Linked DNA regions of Homo sapiens: region 2 is linked to region 1. Evidence: read pairs that join two places in POLR2A ChIA-PET (ENCODE). Cell type or tissue: GM12878. All regions are shown on one strand. Each heading gives the region's core, and the rest is flanking DNA. Links, peaks and the distances in the headings are about the cores only.

Region 1 (5,377 bases), core at 64-5,063:
TTTTTTTTCCCATCACAAATTTAATTATTTATAAAAATATCTAATGGAAAGAAACTGGATTAGCAAGCCAGACAGATACTTGTCCTGGCTAAGTGTGATACTGGGCAAGTTGTTGACTTCCTTCTTCAGATGCCTGTGATATATACCCCATGTTTATTCTAATTTCTTAAAGATATGAGAACCTAGCTCTAACATAAGCATGAAATGCCTATTCCTGAGGCATTGATCACATTGTCATTGTTCCAGGTTCCTCTCTGTGCTCCCTGAAATCCCCATTAGCGTAATTCCCCACCATCCCCTTGTGCGGAGTCCACTGCCCCACTGTGCTGCTGCCCTCGACTGTTGTGAGGCCGGCTGAGTTTCAGTAACAGGGACTCGGTGATTAAATTTCTTTTTCTTTTTCTTTTTCTTTTTTTTTTTTTTTTTTTTTTTTTGAGACGGAGTCTCGCTCTGTCCCCCAAGCTGGAGTGCAGTGGAGCAATCTCGCTCGGCTCACTGCAACCTCTGCCTCCCAGGTTCAAGTGATTCTTGTGCCTCAGCCTCCCTAGTAGCTGGGACCTACAGGTGCCTGCCACTACACCTGGCTAGGTGATGAAATTTCTTCAGCTTTCTCTGGCCCTCCCTACTTCTAGGATCCAAATGACACGCTACGTATCGTTGCCATTTCTGATTTGGATGTACAAATATAGGGACAGATGGGTTTGTGTTTGTTTTTGATGTATTTTTTTTTCTCTCTTAATCTGGCTGTAAAAGCATTTCCAATGGCTTATAGTTTAGTATGTGTTCCCAAAGTGGGAGCAGCCTGTACATATGGAAGTCCAGTTGGGTAGGGCTCCCTGTACCCTGGCGCCAGGGCGTTGTTCTGACCGATGGTGCCCCCTGATGGCCAGTGTAGAAACTTGGTCACGGTGTCATCTTTTTCTCACTATCACTGGGGATTCCCTTCACTCCCCAGCAATTACTCACTTTTATTCTGTCTTGAATCTTAGATAATTATGCCGGAGATAATCCTTCTTATCTCCTCTTTGGGTTTCTTGTTTCTTCCTTATTTATTGCTCTCTTACCTCAAAAATATCTTATTTCAGCCAAGTGCAGTGGCTCACGCCTGTAATCCCAGCATTTTGGGAGGCTGAGGTAGGTGGATCACCTGAGGTCAGGAGTTCGAGACCAGCCTGGCCATCATGGTGAAACCCTGTCTCTACTAAAAATACAAAAATTAGCCAGGTGTGGTGCTACTCCAGCTACTTGGGAGTCTGAGGCAGGAGGATGGCTTGAACCCGGGATGTGGAGGTTGCAGTGAGCTGAGGTCACATCGCTGCACTCCAGCCTGGGCAATAGAGATAGACTCCATCTCAAAAAAAAAAATCTTATTTCTTCTCACCACTCATTCTTTTCATTATATTTTGAACTAAAAGCTTGTCCTGGTAATGGCTAAAGAGTACTTAGTGGTGTGTCCATATCAAAAAGAAAGGAAGCCCTTGATTTTGAAGAGAAATTAGAAGCCACGCTAAGGACTCATGGTTGCCATCTTCACGAGCTCTGAGATAGGTAAGGCACGCCCTTCAGAATCTTTATGGGTTTTTGTTAGCTCCTCAGCTTTCTCCAACTAAAATTGCTTTGGCTTAAGCTTTAGAACTCAAGATAAATGAAAGTTCTTCATTTTAACTTTAGTTGATAAATTACTAGTATTACAGAGCGATTTTCTGTGTGGAAAACATGCCAGCACTGTCACCCAGACACACTGTGCACAGGTTCAGCATGTACCATGGCTGCCTGAGGCCTGCCCTCATCCCTGCTGGCCTCCTCTCCTGCGCTTTTTTTTTTTTTTTGAGACAGAGCCTTGCTCTGTCACCCAGGCTAGAGTGCAGTGGTGCAATCTCAACTCAGTGCAACCTCCACCTCCTGGGTTCAAGCAATTCTTCTGTCTCAGCCTCCCGAGTAGCTGGGATTACAGGTGCCTACCACCATGCCTGGCTAATTTTTGTATTTTTAGTAGAGACGGGGTTTCACCATGTTGGCCAGGCTGGTCTCGAACTCCTGACCTCAAGTGATCCACCCCACTTGGCCTCCCAAAGTGCTGGGATTACAGGCGTGAGCCACTACACCCAGCCTCCTGCGCTCCTCTTAACGTGGTTTCAGATTCTGCCCACGTGCCTTCCAGACTAGCTTCTGAAACACTGTCCACCTGTCAGTTGAATTATTGAGCTACTGATTTGTCTGTGACTTTTAGCTCATAATTGGACTGTCGTAAATGACGTAGATACGTAAGTACGTCCTACGGGTTATGTGGCTATGCTGCTGAGACCTCACACTCAACCCTCCAGCACTAATTCACTCTCTTTCAAAATTGTGCTGTTGCTTTCAGTGTTTGGGGAGCCCAGGAGAGGAATGTGAAACAGGACTGCCCAATCCCGCTAACACACACACACACACACACACACGCCAAGAATGTGAAACAGGACTGCCCAATCCCACTGTCACACACACACACACACACACACACACACACCAAAAACCAAAACAAACCAAAATATTCCTGAGTGCAGGAGTTATGATTTAACAAAACCTTCATATCCTCTAACATCCCCACTCCAGAGAACACCCTACTTAGAATAAAAAGCTAGGAGTGATGAGCACCATGGCTTTCAGTCTTTATGGAGCTGTGATAGCCCATCATTATTTGATTTATTCTCCTATCTTTTCCAGAGCGGATGTAGTCTTTGAATAGAATTGCATAATTTTAGGGTTTTAAGCACCCTCAGTAATCGTGCAGTTTAGTTTCCCATCTCATGCCTTCCAAAAAACTTCATACAAGTTGACCCTCATCTAGCCTTGGCCCGAGTGCTTCCACTGAACAAGAATTCAGCAGTTTTTTAAGCAGGCCCATTCCATTGTATGGACTGCCCGAATTATTAATAAGTTCTCTATGTTCGGCTAAAACTTAACTCATGGGAATTTCCACCCTAAGTCCTGATTTAACCATTTGTAGAAATGAATGACTCAGTTTTTTCACTCCCACAGAAGTGGTCTTCAGCTATTGGAGGACAGTGCCCGGCCTCCGTAGGCTCTCCAGCCTCAGCATTGCCCACTTTTCTCTTGGCTTGTTGGGCTTTTTTCTTCTTGATTTTTGGGGATTTTTGAAAATAGCCCTATGTCTTGGATATGAGTCACAAATTGCCCCCCCCCCCACCATTTCGTCATTTGTCTCCAAGCTCTGTTTACATTGGTGTTTGCCGTGCAGAAGTTTTTCTTTAATGTAATAAAATGTAGCCATCTTTTTTAAAATGACCTCTGGACTTCATGTGTTTGGAGTTTATTCATACTTAGAAAGGCCTTGTCCACTTGAGGCTGTTTAAAAAATACCCATATTTTCTGCTAGTACTTAAATGGATTTGTGTGAGTGTGTGTGTTTGTGTTTGTGTGTGTGTGTGTGTACTTAAATCTTTTATGCATCTAGAATTTATTTTAAGATAAGATGTGAGGTAGGGGTTCAAATTAATTTTTTTCCAGCTAGCTGTCTAGTTACTCCAACATTATTGAATTACTCATTTTTTCCTGTTTTGAAATGCCATTATATTAAATTCATGACACACTTTTGGATTTATTCCTAGAGTGTTTCATATGTTTTATTTCCAAGCAAACCACCACACACATCTTATACCTTCATTACTGAAATTTTTAACCTAAATGTAAAACTTGTTATGTGCTTACCTGGCATCCAGCCGGTCAGGATGGTCTGACTCTGCTCCTTCCTGCCTCAGCAGCCTCCTCTTTTGTGCCACCTGCAGGTTAATAAGCATCTCTTATGTCATTATCCAGGCCATTGACCAAGGGGTGACAATAATATTGGCCATTGTAGGGCTGTCCTTTGGACTCCAGTGGAGAGCCATTACTCACTGTTTCCTATTTTAGAAATGCAGCATGATAGGTTAAAAAGTGCTTAGGGTTTTGGTTTCAGTTGCAGAACTAAATTTGAGCATCCCTTCTATTCATTGTTTCTCAGACTTTAATGTGAACAGGAATAACCTGAGAATCTTGTTAAAATGCAAATTCTTTTTTTATTTTTAGTAGAGACGGGGTTTCACCATGTTGGCCAGGCTGGTCTTGAACTCCTGACCTCAGGTGATCCACCTGCCTTGGGCTTCTAGAATGCTGGTATTACAGACATGAGCCACAGCACCCAGCATAAAATGCAAATTCTGATTCAGTAGGTCTGGGGTAGGCCAAGATTTTGCCCCGTTTATTTATTTATTTATTTATTTATTGGACAGTATCACACTCTGTCACTCAGGCTAGAGTGCAGTGGCCTGATCATGGCTCACTGCAGCCTCAAACTCATGGACTGAAGTGATGCTCCTGCCTCAGCCTTCTTAGTAGATAGGACTGTAGACTTCTGCCACCATGCCCAGGTAATTAAAAAAAATTTTTTTACAGAGATGGGAGTCTTGCCATATTACCTGGGCTGGTATTGAAATCCTGTCCCCAAGCAACCACCCAAAGTGGGATTACAGGGTGAGCTATGGTGCCCAGACGGCTTTTGCATTTTTAATAAGTCCCCAGGCCATGCTGATGCTGATGGTCCATGGACTACCCTATACTTTGCAGGACCAAGACTAGAGTGAGTCAAGTGACATGCCCCACGAAGTGTGTGAGGAGGCACTTACTGTCTTGGCACTTGCACAAACCTGAGAGCAAGCACTTCTTTAAGTTTTGTACCCTGGGTCCCTTGCTTGCCTCACCCTAATCCCAGCCCTGATATTGTGTTTCTTATTATTGTTAGGCTTACTGCTGATGAAGCTACTAAATAGGACTCTTGAGAGGTGAGCTCTTGCTGTCTGCACTTTTTTTTTTTTTCGAGACAAAGTCTTGCTCTGTCGCCCAAGCTGGAGTGCAGTGGCGCGATCTTGGCTCACTGCAACCTCCGCCTCCCGGGTTCAAGTGATTCTCCTGCCTCAGCCTCCCGAGTAGCTGGGACTACAGACATGCGCCACCACGCCCAGCTAATTTTTGTATTTTTAGTAGAGACAGGGTTTCACCATGTTGGCCAGGATGGTCTCGATATCTTGACCTCATGATCCGCCCGCCTCAGCCTCCCAAAGTGCTGGGATTACAGGTGTGAGCCACTGTGCCTGGCCGCTGTCTGTATTTTTAAACAGGTTCCCCAGGCGACCCTTAGGCACACCAAAGTTTGAGAACCACTGAAAAAGAGAAGTTCTGACTTTTAGGATTAATTTACAGCCTGTTATGAAACCAGTGCTTGCAACCTGAAAACATCATGCTACTGTTTACCTTTAGTTTTCATGATGTGCTTGAGATAGTGGTGGCTAAGCCCGAAATATATAAATTTTTAATTTTCATGTTTGTGGGTACATAGTGG
Region 2 (5,377 bases), core at 285-5,284, 55 kb before region 1:
GACGCCTTAAATTTGCTCCCTACTGTAACACCTGTTCCCTTCTTTGTAGTCTGTGTAACTCCTCCAAATGACAGATCTTTTGGACACATTAGTGGTTATGTGATTTCTTTCTAAACTAGTTTTCCAAACTACCTCTCAAAACTTTATTATGAGTAGGATTTCCCCCAGCTAACATTTTGGGTATGACTGGCATGTTAATTGTCTCTGAAGGATTTTAGACTGGTTATTTTGTTTTTGATTTTGAGATAGGCTCTCACTCTGTTGCCCAAACTGGAATGCAGTGGCATGAACACAGCTCACTCTGTTCAGCCTCAACCTCCTGGGTTCAAGTGATCCTCCCTCCTTAGACTCCCAAGTAGCTGGAACCACAGGCACATGCCAACATGCCCTGCTAACTTTTTAATTTTTTGCAGAGACAAGGTCCCACTATGCTGCCCAGGCTGATCTCAAACTCCTGGGCTCAAGCAATCCTCCCGCCTCAGCCTACCATAGTGTTGGGATTATAGGCGTAAGCCACCGCACCCAGGCTAGGCTGGTTATTGTGCTGAGATATAGGAAGGCGTTTTTTCTTTTCAGCTGTTTTCTTTTCTTTTTCTTTTTGAGACAGAGTCTTGCTCTCTTGCCCAGGCTGGAGTGCAGTGGCGCTATCTTGGCTCACTGCAACCTCTGTCTCCCGGGTTCAAGTGATTCTCCAGCCTCAGCCTCCCAAGTAGCTGGGATTACAGGTGCATACCACCATGCCCGACTAATTTTTGTATTTTTAGTAGAGACAGGCTTTCACCATGATGGCCAGGCTAGTCTTGAACTCCTGACCTCAAGCCCGCGTCAGCAGATTACTGGCGTGAGCCACCGCCCAGCCTCTTTTCAGTTGTTTTTCTGAAACATTGTGTGTGTTTGTGTGTGAGTATGTGCACTTCTGTATCTGTCTGTGAGTTTTCTTTTGTTCCTCTTGGTAGGTGAGACATTCTTTGTAGCAGGTTTTTTTTTTTTTTTTTTAATAGTTTATTGCTGGGAAAAGGTCTGGGTAAAAAAAAAAAAAGTTTAGAACACACTAAGGCTTGGGGCATCAGTCATCATTTACTGATCCCTCCTCACTAACCTTTTCCTGCCTCTTGTTTACAAACACCAAATGGCTTCAGGGTTTAGGGAGCAGCTTTTCCCTTCTGTTTTTCTGTTTTATGGTACCTCTCAAACACATTGCATTGTAATCCCTCCCAACCTCTGCCACCTTAGTCCTTCCCAGAAAGTAACCACTAGTGGCAGTTCAGAGTGATATTTTAAAATGAAAATCAGAACTTGTCACACCCCCTCTATAATCTTCCAGTTCATTCATTCAGCAAAAGCTTATAGACCAGCTGATATGTGCCGCAAGCAAAATCCTTGATCTCATGAAGTCTGCATTCTAGTGGGTGAAGATAAGAGACACCATCCAGTAACTTTCCGTCATACTTAAAAAAGATCCCCTTTTCATGGTTCAGGAGATGCTAAACGATGCAGCCCCTTCCCATGTCTTTGACCTCACCTTTGCGTTCTCCCCTTGTTCCTGCGGTGGGTCACCCTCGCCTTAGGGCTTTTGCACTTGCTGTTCCCTCTACCTGTGATACCCTTTCCCTGGATCCTTGGATCGCTGAGACTAGCTCCTGGGTATCATTCAGCTCTTCACTGACCTGCTACCTTGGAAGGCTGTCCTCACCTGCCCAACCCCTTCTGGGAGTTTATAAAGCTACTTCACACCTACTCGCCATTACTGGAAATAATCTTGTTCCTTTATTTAGTTACTTTATAGATGCTCAATAACTACATTTGTCAAATCAATGACACTGATTTTCCTATAGTGTTTTATAATGTTTATTGAATGACTATCTGTTATGCACAATTCATCCATTCACCAAATATTTACTGAGTGTTTCTGTGTGCCAAGCACTGATCTAGGCTCTGGAGAAGCAGCAGCAGACAGGCTGACAAAGTCCATTCTCTCCCGGGGTGTGCTTTCTGGTGGGGGTGACAGATGAGGAACAATTATATTGTTATATCTGTGATAAATGGTCAGATAGCGAGTAGGGTCACAAAGAATAGTGTGGTGGGGAACTGAGTGTGGGGGGAAAGGCTGTCTTGGTGAGGGAGGGCCTCTGGTAAGGTGACAGTTGCGCTGATGCTCGCTGCAGTGAAGCTGATGACCAGAGCATTTACTGTGTGCCACAAAACTGCCAGAGCCAGGTGCTACGATCCCTTTTCTCAGAAGGGAAAATTGAGGCCCTGTGAGGTGAAGGCATTTTTTTAAGACTACACAGTTTAAAAGTGGGCGGGGCTGGAATTTGTCTCATGACTCATGATTGCCAGACACCAGAGCCGTTTCTGTGTTTAAACTTGGTCCCCCAAGCCCTGTCTGGTTCTCATAGCTGACAAATAATATTTAATGCCTTATTCTTTGCCAGCTGGAATTACAAAACACTGCTCAATTTCCATCATAGACAGCGAGAGGCTGTGTGGTATAGTGGCTGTGAGTGTGGGTTCTGGAGCCAGTCAGGTCAGATTTTACTATTTGAGTGACTCTGGACAAGTTTTTAACCTCTATAATGCTTCAACTTTTCTCATCTGTAAATGGGCATAATAATTGTCCCTGCTGAGTGTGGTGGCTCATACTTATAACCCCAGCAATTTGGGAGGCTGAGGTGGAAGGATTGCTTGAGCCCAGGAGTTCGAGACCAGCCTGGGCAACATAGGGAGACCCCGTCTGTACAAAAAATAGAAAAAAAAATTAGCTGGGCTTGGTGGCACACGCCTGTGGTCCCAGCTACTTGGGAGGCTGAGGCTGGAGGATTGTGTGAGCTCAGGAAGTCAAGAATTCAGTGAGCTGTGTTCGCACTACTGCACTCCAGTCTGAGCGACAGATCAAGACCCTGTCTCAAAAAAAAAGAAAAAAGAAAGAAAGAAAAGAAAAGTCCCTGTCTCACAGGATTATCATCAGAATTAAATAAGGTTAATTTTGTTATTAACACATGTTAATCGTGTGTGTGGCAACATAGAAAGCACTTAATATCAGCTATTACTGTTGCTGTTTTTCTTGTCAACCTAATTTCTCCGTCTTCCCTGCCCCCCCCAACCAAAACAAAACAAACAAAACAAACAAAACAAACATGCTTTCTTTCTAGAATTAGGGTAATATTCAGATTTCCTCGGTGGGACCATCACAAGGTCTTGGGTTCACCTGAGGCACAGATCCTGCCAAACCCCAAGCTTATTAGACTACAAAGTCAAAACAAAATATTTTGGTTCTCTGAAGCAGTGGCTGGGTCGGGATCCTGTTTCTACATCCTGCCAGCTTATATGAACGGAAGAGATGGTACAGGCCCCGCCTGCAAACCACAGCTTTGTTTTGAGCCAGCTTGACTTGACAGCTTCCCTGTTTTACCTGCTGACTTCTTTAGCCCTGGTTTGGCAGCAGAAGAGCAACTGAACCGGTTTACAGCTTGCCATTTGTCACCGGTGAAAACTGAGCAACTCCTAGGAAAATGAGGGTTTAAATGTAGTTAATTTTTTTTTCTCTTGTCTTTTTAAGTTTTCCTTTTTGTGTCTCAAGCCATAGAAAAACTACATTCTACTTTTACAGGAGAAACCTGATAATACATTTGTGGTCTCTCCTGAAACATGTAGATCTTTGGGTGTATGTTAATTTTCACCTTTAATAAGCATCAGGACTTTATTTTTCCATTTTGGTTGGAAATCTACAATTATATTTACTTGTTTCTGGTTCTTCTTTAAGAATGTATAAAACACAGATTAACATTTCCTTGAATCTGGATCTTAATGATGAATGGATTCTCATGGTAAACATCAGGGCTTAATGAAGAGTGTAGACTGGTACATGGGGCACAACTGCTTTCTTTAGTTTTTTGGTTTTGTTTGTTTGTTTGTTTTTGAGACAGTCTTACTCTGTCCCACAGGCTGGAGTGCAGTGGTACAATCATAGCTCACTGCAGCCTCGAATTCCTGGACTCAAGTGATCCTCTAACCTCAGTCTTCCAAGTAAAGGTCCACATCACCATACCCGGCTAATTTTTAAATTATTTATAGAGATGGGGTTTTGCCATGTTGCCCTGGCCTCAAGTGATCCTCTCACCTCAGCTTCGCAAAGTATTGGGATTACAGGTGTGAGCCACTATGTCTGGCCACCTTAAAAAAAAACAAACAAAAAAACACCTCATTTGTTATGAAGATAGATAAAATGTTTGTTTGTAAAATGTTTGCGCATCAGGCCGGGCGCTGTGGCTCACGCCTGTAATCCCAGCACTTTGGGAGGCCGAGGTGGGTGGATTACCTGAGGTCAGGAGTTACCTGGCCAACATGGTGAAACTCCATCTTTACTAAAAATACAAAAAAATTAGCCGGGCGTGTGGCGGTCGCCTGTAATCTCAGCTACTTGGGAGGCTGAGACAGGAGAATCGCTTGAACCCGAGAGGCAGAGGTTGCAGTGAGCCAAGATCATGCCATTGCACTCCAGCCTGGGCAGCAAGAGCAAAACTCTGTTTCAAAAAATATAAAATAAAATGTCTGAGCATCTATGTTCATAGAAATCATGACCTTCACATCTTTGAGGAGTGTCAGTGAAACTATGAATATGATGGTATAATATTTATACTGCAGCAGCTCTCATATCAGCCACCTTTTACATTGTCTTCACAAGCAGGTTTTTGTTTGGTACTTTAAATCACAGGCGATGGAATGGGGCAGTGTAATATGCCTTAAGTCTATTGTTTATGAAATTATGTCCTCAGAGTTAAAATATGTAGAAAGTAGTTGACAGCATTCTGTCATCTCTCCCATGCACTGCTTTTGCTGTGGATGAAAATGAATAAGCAACTCTGGAAACCAAGGTCCTCTGGGAACATAAAAACTCCTGTGGCTATTAATGGATTTAATTGTATTTCCTCTCTGCCACCAAGATATGCAATAAATTGTTTATGCCCTTGCCGTTAGTGGGGAGAATTGTTCATTAAACGCATGTAATGTCATTATTGCTTTGTTTTTATTACTTGTAGGTAGTCCTATCTCTCCTTTTAAAAAAAGTATAAAAAGAATGGCCGTAATTATTAAACACTGGCCATTAATCCCTTTGGTTGACTTTTTCCTCCATGGAGAAAAAGGAAAGTATCATCTCACTGGGGAAGCAAGCTTGGGCTGGAAATGGGTCATGGTCTCCCAAATCTAAGATCTGGCAGAAGGTTGGTTTTGTATGCTTTGGACTTGGGCCAAGTGATATGTTTACTTAGGCTCCAGAAGGGCCTGGTTCTAAGGCAGCCACACTGATAAATGAATGCCTTGTATCAAGTGTGGAGAGGCTTCATTATATTTAAATCCACTTAAGAGAACAGCTATA

Evidence for each region. Peaks named below come from ENCODE experiments on the same cell type or tissue, not always from the same donor. Only the 100,000 strongest peaks of a DNase experiment are listed, where the experiment ranks them.
Region 2: POLR2A ChIA-PET joins it to region 1 with 12 read pairs; 21 of 35 experiments call an interaction of 5 or more read pairs at or near these places.

Annotation. Positions count from the first base shown.
Region 1 is chr11:66,133,846-66,139,222 of GRCh38, forward strand. The region is part of intron 1 of PACS1 (phosphofurin acidic cluster sorting protein 1); the gene reads left to right. Among named protein-coding and RNA genes, the nearest start is that of PACS1, 66 kb to the left of the region's middle. RefSeq lists silencers at 2,011-2,060, 5,065-5,224. In GM12878, for the core only: CTCF peaks have their summits at 886 (motif pointing left) and 3,777 (motif pointing left); DNase peaks (open chromatin) are centred at 2,226 and 3,956; H3K4me3 peaks cover 2,246 bases; H3K27ac peaks cover 4,023 bases.
Region 2 is chr11:66,078,326-66,083,702 of GRCh38, forward strand. All of the region lies in intron 1 of PACS1 (phosphofurin acidic cluster sorting protein 1), which reads left to right. Among named protein-coding and RNA genes, the nearest start is that of PACS1, 11 kb to the left of the region's middle. RefSeq lists an enhancer at 2,138-2,187. In GM12878, for the core only: no CTCF peak of the experiment used is centred there; a DNase peak (open chromatin) is centred at 3,358; H3K4me3 peaks cover 1,324 bases; H3K27ac peaks cover 1,665 bases.